2 separate regions of the Homo sapiens genome follow, and region 2 is linked to region 1. A link is a contact called in ENCODE Hi-C or POLR2A ChIA-PET data. All regions are on one chromosome and are shown on one strand. Each heading gives the region's core, a stretch centred on a gene start or an enhancer-like site at or near the end of the contact. The rest is flanking DNA. Distances are from core to core; before and after follow the strand shown. Region 1 overlaps KIF16B (kinesin family member 16B). Region 2 overlaps KIF16B (kinesin family member 16B).

The links. Hi-C counts contacts between places; a loop is a spot of excess contacts on that map. ChIA-PET counts read pairs that join two places held with the same protein, here RNA polymerase II (POLR2A). Pooled maps may share reads with other maps.
Region 2: a map of psoas muscle shows a loop between it and region 1 (2.3-fold over the local background). The contact joins two enhancer-like sites. A Hi-C loop is called at or near these places in 8 of 168 maps with a recorded cell type or tissue (Caco-2, GM12878, HCT116 and 4 more), 25 of 37 single-sample maps with no recorded cell type and 13 of 50 pooled maps. POLR2A ChIA-PET finds 5 or more read pairs at or near these places in 1 of 52 experiments (AG04450).

What each region holds. Positions count from the first base shown.
Region 1 is chr20:16,280,976-16,286,266 of GRCh38, reverse strand. The region is part of intron 25 of KIF16B (kinesin family member 16B); the gene reads left to right. Among named protein-coding and RNA genes, the nearest start is that of KIF16B, 290 kb to the left of the region's middle. Within about 2 kb of position 1,831, at least 3 of the 41 ENCODE cell types and tissues checked have a DNase peak (open chromatin) inside an H3K27ac peak, as active enhancers do.
Region 2 is chr20:16,469,868-16,475,241 of GRCh38, reverse strand. The region is part of intron 12 of KIF16B (kinesin family member 16B); the gene reads left to right. Among named protein-coding and RNA genes, the nearest start is that of KIF16B, 100 kb to the left of the region's middle. Within about 2 kb of position 2,966, at least 2 of the 41 ENCODE cell types and tissues checked have a DNase peak (open chromatin) inside an H3K27ac peak, as active enhancers do.

The DNA.
Region 1 (5,291 bases), core at 582-3,081:
GGAATTTACCCTATGGGTAAAGTGATACACTTGCTTGTATATAAGATTGTTTATTACAGTGCTATTTGTAATAATCTTCATTCTTCATTATTTCATTCAACAAATATTGACTGAGTACCTACTGTGTACGAGACACTGTGTTAAGTTCTGGGGATACATCATTCGACTAAAGTAGTGAAAAATTATCGACCATGTATAGTTTACCTACTTGCAGGACTGCAAAGGATTAGAACAGCCTACGTGTTCATTAATAATGAGCTAGTACAACCAATTTCAGAATGAGAAACTATGTACTTCTGGAGAGGTCTTTAGTGTAAGTTGTTAAGTGAACAAAGTGAGGTGCAGAAGAGTATGTTGCTTATGTACCTGCTTGTGTAAGTTGAAATGGAGGCATCTGTGTTTGTGGGGTTTGGGGGTTTGGTGCTTTTTGTTTGTTTTGTTTTGTTTTTTTGAGACAGGGTCTCACTCTCACCCAGACTGGAGTGCAGTGGCATGATCATGGCTCAACTGCAGCCTCAACCTACTGGACTCAGGTGATCCTCCCACCTCAGCCTTCCAAGTAGCTGGAACTACAGGTGCACCACCACATCTGGTTAATATTTTTGTATTTTTTGTAGAGACAAGATTTCAGCATGTTGCCCAGGCTGGTCTGAAACTCCTGGTCTCAAGTGATCCACCTACCTCAGCCTCCCAAAGTGCTGGGATTAGAGATGTGAGCCACTGCACCTGGCTGGGTGTCTATATTTGTACTTGTTTATGTAGGCATTAAAATGCCATAGAAAGATACGCAAAAAAACTAATAACAATAAATTTTTTTGGATGCACTGGAGATTTGGGAAAACACAGGTGAATTGGAAGGAATCCTTTTCATTGTAGCGAAGACATGTACACATGCATGTACAAACAATGAAAAGTTCCCTTTCAACTCATAAATATCTGTGTGTATGGCATTTTCAGTCAGTAAAGTATTACACATTTTAAAAATAAATTTTAAAAACAGGAATATTAATGCATACTCTATGCTCAGAACTCACACATTTGAAGGCATGGTTACTCCAGAATCTTAGTGTAGAACTGTGCTATCCAGTACAGTAGCCACCAGTCACATGTTGCTATTTAATTTTAAAGTAAGATGAAGATTAAGGTAAAATCAAGGTAAAATTTTAAAAATTTAGTTTCTCAGTCTCACCAGCCACATTTTAAGTGCTCAGTAGCCACATGGCTAGCATAATGGACAGCACAGATAACAGACACTTCCGTCCTCTCAGAAAGCTCCAGAAGATGGTGCTGCTCTGGGATGCTTCGTACTGGGCACAGCACAAGCCTGTGGGTGTGAGTGCGGGAGGTGGGAGGGCGCGTGCTCACCCTGAGTCTCAGGCCTGGACCGTGGGTGTTCCCAGCCAGTGTGCATGCGTGGTCCCTCTTGAGTTGGTGTGTTCTCTGCCAGGTGGCATCTACTGTGCTGTGGCCTGTTTTTCTGCCATATGTTTTATTATATTCTGGGTTACAGTTTAGACCAGGGATTGGCAAACTACAGTTCTGTAGTAGGGAGAATTCTAAGAATGACCCCCCGGTGCCGTTGTAATCCTCCCCTCTTTGAGCTCGTGAGGAACTGTGATTGTGCTACACGACATGGCGAAAGGGAGAGTGTCCCTGTGTGCTTAATCTAATCATGTGAGCCCCATAAAAGCAGAGTTTTTCTGCCTGGTAACAGAAGAGGAAGCGGAGATTTGAAGTGTCAGTGTGAAAAAAGAGAGAGTGAAAGTAAAAATTGTTTCATTTGGGATAATATGCAAGAGAGAGGATTGCAATCCGGGACATACATGCAGACCAGGGTGGCCTCTGGCAACGTCCAGGAAAAAAAGTAAAAGGTTGAGGCTTACTGGGGAAGGAGAAGGGTTTGCAAGTTGTTTTGAAAGAAAGCTTATGGTGCTGGTGGCAGCTTGCAAGGGCTGGCAAGTTCTGAGTGGCAAGTATCAGTAGTTGCCAGGTAGGACCTGTAATCTTGGAGGTACAATTAGGTCCTTACAGTTTTAGATTGGCTTGCAAAACAGTGTGCCAGGCAGGTGTTCCTGTGTAATTAGCTAGCTGTTCTTGTCCCAGTGGCTGTCCTGGTGTGACTCATGTCTTGTGATAGTTCCCGTGATCAGGCAGATCAAGCATGCGAGCCCTCTCTTCATGGCCTTCCCCAGCTCCGCTTGCCAGGGTTTGACACAAGTTACTGTCTTTGGAATCTTACAACTTTCGCAGAAGCGTGAAGGGAATCTGATGGCTGGCTTCAAATGTGGTGGAGGCTGGGTGCCACTGAATGTAGGTGGTCTTTAGGAACTGAGAGCAGCCCCTTGCTGAGAGTCAGCAAGGGAACCTCAGGCAGGACCCCAGTCCTGTGATTACAGAATGCCGTATTTGGCCAACAACCTGAAGGAGTTTGGAAGTGGTTCTTCCCCAGGGCTTCCAGATAGGAGCCCAGCCTTTTTAACACCTTCGTTTCAACCCATGAGACCATAAGCAGAGGCTACCTGCACTGTGGCAGGACTTCTGACCCACAGAACCATGAGCTAATGAATAGGTGTTGCTTCCAGCCACAACGTTTGTGGTAATTTGTTGTGCAGCTGTAGAAAACTGATATAGGCCCTCAGGTCACACCCACCTTGCCACCTGTTTTCATACTGTCTGTGAGCATGGCCTGAATTTGCTAGACCTGTGATCCATGGAGACCTGGCGGGCTCACTGCCTGTTTTCCTGGCACTCAGCTGGCAGCCACGGCTCGCTGCTCCCCAGGGCCTGTGCTGGTCACCGCCTACACACTGGGGACTTGTTGGCAACTGCCAGTCACCAAGCAGTAGAGTCTCAGTCTGGGAAGTTGTCTTGCCTCTGGTCAGCTGCCCCAGTTGAGATTGCCAGGCTCTGTGCAAAGAGGGAGGCACACTAGGATTGGCACCACCAGGCAGAGCGTGAAACTGACCATGACAGTGGCCTGCCCAGCACTGGGTGCAAAATGCGCCTTCCACCCTGGGTAGCCCACCCCAGGAAAACAGGATGGGGTGGAGCCGGAATTTTCTCTCTTATTACATAAACACCTACATAATATCCTTAATTTCGCCTCTTTGCCTACAAAGCCCAAAGTATACCATCCATCCTTTTATAGAAAAAGCTTGCCCTGCCCTGAGTTAGACTGACAGAGGCTGGGAAAAGGTATGCAAGTGTCGGCACACCAAACTTGCTGCAATGAACACAATGAAAGTCTCACACTGGAGGTTCCAATGACGTTTTATGGTGGTTTCAAGTACCTTCGGGCAAGTGGTAGACTTCAGTAGAAGTTGGGGATTAACATTTGGAGACTCGTGAAAGTCCTCTGGCATCATAAGCATCATTTGACCAACGATTGTGTATGGCAGCTGGAAGAGACTTCCTGAAGGCCTGGCAGGACTTCACCATAGAGAAGAGATACCACCACCAGCGCACAGTGCCACCACCCAACTGTGTAGGGCCCCCAGCATGGGGACTGGCAGAGCCCAGGTCCAGGAGCAGTCCTGTTCCCAGGAGTCTGTCCTATCTGCTGAATGCTCTGTGCCTGTGGGCCTGGTCTAGTCACGCTAGACAATTGGTGATGCCCCAAAGCCCTGCCTCCCAGCTGCTAGGCTTGGTACCTGCTTCCTGCTCTGCCCAGAACAGGCTTCCTCCAGTATCTTTCTCCAATGTCTTCACCTGCTTGATTCTCATCACCCTATGGGTCTTGGCATAAAAGTAACCAATTCCCAGGACTAGGCATACAGCCTTTCCTTTCCCCTGGGGTCCCAAGTCACCTCATTGCAGTTCTCTCATAGTCATATTTTAATTGTAATTACTCCTTTACCTATTTGTCTCCCAGGCAGGCAGGACTGTGTTACTTGGCACAAGAACTGAGTAGTATTAGCTGTTGAATGCCCAGCACCGTCAGGCGCGATGGCTCATGCCTGTAATCCCAGCACTTTGGGAGGCTGAGGCGGGCATATCAGCTGAGGTCAGGGGTTCGAGGCCAGCCTGACCAGCATGGTGAAACCCCATCTCTACTAAAAAATACAAAAATTAGCCAGGCATGGTGGCACATGCCTTTAGTCCCAGCTACTCAGGAGGCCGAGGCAGGAGGATTGCTTGAACCTGGGAGGCGGAGGTTGCAGTGAGCTGAGATCATGCCACTGCACTCCAGCCTGAGTGACAGAGTGAGACTCTGTCTCAAAAAAAAAAAAAAAAAGAAACAGAAAAAGAAAAAAAAGAATGCCCAGCACCTAGCCCAACACTGGTGTGTAGAAAGCTTTCAGTAAGTACTTATTGGGTGCATGAATGAAGTCTGAAGAGAAGGGAGTCAGTACACAGCACACCTTGAACCAGTCCTTGGAAGATGAGAAGGATCTAGATGATGGGAGCAAAGCACCCATGGGAACAAGGAGAGACTCTGAGCAGTGGAGGATGGTGCCAGCCAGCATGCACCTGTGAGGGGAGGAGGGGAGGCACCGTGTCTGTTTCATTCAGCTCAATACCCAGGCCTGGCTTACTGCTTCTTGGAGAACACGTGTGCAGTGACTGCGCTGGATGGATGAGTTACCCAAACCAAGCTGTCCTGATTTCCTTGGAGTGTGGAGCACATTTGGGAGCATGTTGGAAAGGGAACCCAGCCTATTTGACCCAGTGTAGCCAAACTTTAGGATTCCTAAAAAGCCAACAAGAGGTATTTAGACTTGAATTTATGGGAGTTTAGAATTGGGAAGACTTGACTGGATGGATCATATTGACCACACTGGGTCGATGCGTGATACATAGCCAGGGGTGACCTGAACTCTTTCAGGTCTAGAAACATCCCTGAGTAGCTCCATTCAGGCCTGATCCATCTTCAGGGCCCATCAGTGGATGATGCATTTTCCAAGTACTGCGAGTTAAATGAGACCTCTAAGTCTTACTAGACTGATACTTGTCTTTAAGCCGCCACCGTGGTTAATGACTTCTGAGAATGAGGAATGCCACTGAACTCCTTTCTCTGTTAATATGTCACTATGGAAAGGTGGATAAAGTTCCATTATATTTTTAAAGAACATTTCAATTTTAGTAATTTCAGTAACTTTAAATTAAATTATAGATTTATGTTAAAATTTTGTAAAATAAAGAGGACCTCACAACAATGAGATGGCCGGAAAAATCATTAGAATGATATGGATGAGGTGATATATTGCACATGAAATAAGCAGTAGGCTGCAGTTATAGTCATGAGCCCTATTAAAACAGAAACTTTTTAATAACATAAAATGGTCACAATT
Region 2 (5,374 bases), core at 1,717-4,216, 190 kb before region 1:
GCAGTGCCTGGCACACTAAATACTCTTATGTCAGTGCTTGTTAAATAACTTTAGGTTCAGGCACTCTATGGGAACTTTTACAAATGCTAAATTCTTTGAAGAATATTCAGTTCGAGATGAAGAAAAATATTTCTGAAACTTAAGAGTAATGTTTTTCTCTTGTGAAAGAACTGGAGACAAACTATGATGGTCATTATTGTCACTTCATTCATTCATTTAACTTTTATCGAACACTTGCTTGGTGAGAGGTGTTGTGTGAAAATGAATAAGACTCTTTTTGTCTGGTAGAGAAACCAAACATAAACAGATAATGAAATAAATTGTTGCAGGTGCTAATTAATAAGAGTTAACTGGATCAGGGAGTGCATTTGGCTGCAAGAGCAACCTGAGAAAACATATCCTAAGGCAGTTAGAAGTTGTCTCTGTTTTTCCCTCACCAAAAACTACAGAACTAGGCTGACTGCTGGTGGCCTGGGTTTAGTGGTACATAGTTGCCAGAGCTGAGGTCTATGTAATTCTCTTGGTCTCTCCCTTATGGTTTTGAGACATTTTTGTGACCACATCATCACATCTAAAATTTGTCAGGAAAAATGGGGAAGGGCAAAGGAGTATATGTTAGTTGAGTTTACTCCTCTTTTAAGCCCCGCTCAGCAACTTCTATTTATATTTCATAGCAGACCTATGCCACATGATGCTTCTTGCTTGCAAGGAAGGCTAGGAAGTTGTTTCTTCAGCTGAGTATATTGCTGTCCTCAATAAAACTAACTTTCTGTTCATAAGGAAGGAAGGGAAAGCAGGAGGCTATCCTGAGCATAAGCGCTTGCTATGTGCCAAGCACTGCCCTAAGCACTTCACATGTTTATGTACATTGGAATTGCATAAAAATCCTGCAATGTACAAATTCGTTATTCTATGTTAGGAAACAGAGGCTGGAGCGGGTAAGAAACTTGACACAGCTAGTAAGTGCCAAGGCCTGCTGAAGGCCAGTGTTAGGATTGGTGGGGTCACAAAGGGGGGCGTGGTCAACAGGTTAGATATTTTGGAAGGTGACAGCAAGGATGTCAGGAGGGGTTCAGAGAGAGTTGACCCGGAGGGTAGCCATGGAAACACATAGATGTTAAGAGTCCTGCATTGGGCAAGAAGGACTTTCTGATGGCCTGAGTTCAGAAAACTCTATTACCTGAGGAGGTGGAGCTTTTGGGAACACTGAGTGAGCTTGGAGCAGCAGGGAGGGAGGAAGGAGATGCCAAGGCTGGAAAAAGAGCGTGGATTAGATCATGTCAGAGCTTAATTTCCCCATTAAAGTTCTTACTGCTTCATTATTGCTTCGGGAAAAATACTCAGAGCTCATTTACATTCTGGACATTTATTCTGAAGACATTTTTCCAGTTTAGTTTCATTATCTGAGCCATCAGTATTTCTTTTGAAGTGTCTAAGTACTGTATTGAAATTTCTTATTCGTTTCTCTCATTTCACATTGAATTAATGACACAGAATGAATTCAAAATGGATGGAGTCTTAGAGCTGATCTTATCCTACCTTGTCATATCATAGTTGGGAGAATCCGAGGTCTGCACACACTGCATTCCTTACTTAGTGATCTTTGGGATTACATAGGGAGTTAGGGTCCAAGTTGAGGTGGGAATATAGTTTTCTGGCTCCTGGTCCAGCGTCCTTCCTATACTAGCATTTCTCAAAGTGTCTACTCTAGTCCCTGCGATCTCTTCCATGGGGTACTAACATTCATTTAATAACTTGCAATTTTATGTTTAATATGTATCCTCCCCAGATTCTAGTTCCAGTCCCTTAGTTCAGTGCCTGTCACACAGCAGACCCTTGGGAAATGTTTGTTGAGGGACTGTTTTAGTATTAATATGGTTCTGTAAAGGGAGAGAAAAAGAAATCCTTTCTCAAATAAGTCTGGGAAACATCACATTAAGCAAAATTTAGCAGGCCTGTTTATAAAAAGTTGGGAGAGCCTTTAAGATGCTCTTGTGCTCTGTGGCTCTAAGTTTGATGAGTAGAGGGGCCTGCTTGCTCCAAAGTTCCTTGTGTTCTGAGGACTTCCGTTGGGTTTTAAGCTAAATGCTCTTTTGCGGTTTTGGTGTCCAGGACTTAAGAAGACTTGTAGCCTGAATGGATTCCTTATAACAGAATTGCTTTTTATTCTTTGTAGGTTACCATTTGGTCTTTTCCTATTAAAATGGTGAACAATTTTTCTGCTAAAAAAACCTGTCTTAGAAGATAGTGGCATTCTGAAAAATGATTGATGTGCTTAGTTTCTCAGAACCTAGATATGGTTTTTATCCTCTGAGTATTGATATTCCTCATGGCTAGTTTCTAAGGTTGGTCTATCAAAGTCTGTTTAACTCAAAACAAACGGTATGCTCTTAGGTAATGACTTTCTCAATACTTAGAGAAGGGATTGGCATGGTAGTGGCACATAGAATAGGTTGACAAGGGCAGAATGCAAAGTCAGTAGGCAGGCGGTCAGTCAGCCGAGAGGTTTGTTCTCTGAACACAGTGTAGTGAGAGCGCGTGGCATGACGTTATCATGGGAAAGTTGGTAATGCTGTGATATCAATGATAATGACACCATTCAGGAAGTGTTTCCACAGGGTGTGTGGGAGTCTCTCTGTTCCTGAAATGGGCTTGGTCCTTTTACTTTTTTTTTTTTTTTTTTTTTTTAATTTCAGATGCTTTGGAAGGCTTTACCTTTATACCAGTACAGTTACATGACGTTAGGGTTATGTTGTCCTCCCTGCTCCTACCCAGTGTAGCTTGGCAGTTTAGAGGGTTTGGGAGTCGAAGCCTGGCTTGGCTGCTTGTGACTCAATCTTGATAAACCTGTTTCCTCCTCCTTAAAATGGGGATAATAATCATTTCCACCTCACTGGAATAATCTATGTAAAGAGATAATCTATATAAAGTACTTAGCACTGTGCCTACAAGAGGGATTGGCAGACTTTCTGTGAAGAACCAGATAGTAAATATTTTAGGCCCTGCGGGCTGTATGATCCTTCACAATGACTCATCTCTGTGGAGGTGGAACGAAAGCATATGCAGATAAGACCTCAAATGGGACATGGCTGTGTCCAAGAAACCTTTATTTACAAAAGCAGCAGAGTGCTACCCTCGGACCATTAGTTTGCTAACCCCTGGCTTAGCAGATCAAATGTGCTCAATAGACGACAGTAGCTATGGTTGTAATTTTTGTTGTTCATACCTAGTTTCATGTTAACATTAGGCCAGCCATGGAGTTCTTGAATTTTGGACTCATATTTGTTTAAATGTTTGCAGCTATATGTAAGAAACAAGGTAAGTCATGTCATTATCTTTGGTGTTTGTGTAATCACAGAATTTCAGAAGATATGATTAACAAAAAACCTTAATGGAAAAAAGAATAAATATGGAAAGTTCTGAAGAACCATAGGTAGTAAATTAGCCATACTTTCTGTCTCACAGTGAATTCAGTACGTGTAGTAATCACTTTAGGTAGTTTGGCCTCAGTGTGTGGGTCAAAAGAACCCTCAGCTTGCTTTTGCATCATTCTGTGATGGATTTTTAAAATCATATTTTTATTAAGGCTTTTATGACTAAATATACTTGTTAAGGCATATCCTTATTTTAAAATGAGCCCTCTCTGTAAGAGAAATGTCTATGCTGTTTGCGGTTAAATATGTGAAGTGAGTTTCTGTTTGAGGTCTGCAAGGAAGATTCAAGATTATATCATTGTGAGGCAGATTCAAATTGTGATGATACAAAATTATACCATTTACCACGTATTACCATCATGTCATTGGGGCATACCTGTGTCAGCACTTATAATATGCTGGTCAAGGGGCAGAACCCCTTATATTGCTAGAAGGGACCACTTTCCATCAGAGAGAAAGCTATTGGTCCTGGAGGCTTAGTCTTCACAGAGTGACAGTGTATTTTAGGACTCATATTTTATGCTTCCCAAATCAAGGAATTTTTTCAGTGTTGCCCTTTCATGTCAATTATTAGTAGTGCTTTTCAATGAAAAATTGGCTTTTGTTGGGTCAATTTTTTAAATTTTGTAAACTCATGGAGACGGAAAGTTTCCAGAGGGCATCATAGTGGAGTTTGAGAGGCACCAAGATTTCATGATGGTTAGCTCTCTCTGTTCAAAACCTCGTTCAGTAGAGATAACTTGAGAATGTGTTTTTGCCCAATGTCTCTTCCCTGTCTTTTTTCCACTTCCCATTTGATTCTTCTTTTCCTGTCTCCTATGTTTTCTGTCTCACTGGTGGATCTGAGAATTGAGGGAGGAACAAGGGAAGACGAGGTGAGAACGGAGTGAAGGTGCTATGTTCACATACCCTGGGGTAGAAATGGAAACCATCTCAGTGTTTAACTTTTGCTTAAAAAAAAAATCAATCTTATTTTTAGAACAGTTTTAGGTTCAAACAAAAGTGAGCTGAGGCCATGTGCATTGGTTCATGCCTGTAATCCCAACACTTTGAGAGGCTGAGTTGGGCCGATTGCTCGAGCCCAGGAGTTCAAGACCAGCCTGGGCAACATGGTGAAACCCTGTCTCTACCAAAAAAAAAAAAAAAGAAAAAAAGAATTTGCTGGGCATGGTGGTGCATGCCTGTAGTTCCAGCTGCTCAGGAGGCTGAGGTAGGAGGATTGCTTGAGCCTGGGGGGTTGGAGGCTGCAGTGAGCTGTGATCAACCACTGCACTCCAACCTGGGTGATGGAGTGAGACCCTGTCTCAAAACAAAACAAAACAAAAAGAACAAAATGGAACTTTAAGTGTGGAGAGTTCCCATATACTTCCTGGCCCATATGTACACAACCTCCCCCATTGTTGCCATCCCTCACCACAGTGACACATTTATTACAATCAGTGAACCCACACTGACACATCATTGTCACTCAAAATTTAGAATTTACCTTAGGGTTCACTCTTGGTGTTGTACAGTCTATGAATTTTGACAAATGTATAAAGATGTAGTCCATCATTATAACATCATAAAGAATAGTTTCACTGCCCTAAAAACACCTTGCGCTCTGACTGTTCAACCCTCTCTACCTGCTAATTCCTGGCAATCACTGATCCTTTTACTTTTTCCATAGTTTTGCCTTTTCTAAAATGTCATATAGGTGGAATCATACCATATGAGCCTTTTTAGATTGGCTTCTTTTACTTATTTAATATACATTAAATATTCCTCCATATCTTTTCATGGCTTAATAACTCATTTCTTTTTAGAGCTGATTAATATTCCATTGTTTGGATGTGCCACCCTTTTTTGTTTGTTTGTTTTGTTTTTAATCCGTTCACCTGCTTTTGGGTTGCTTCCACGATTTGGCAATTATGAGTAAAGCTCCTGTACGCATCCGTGTT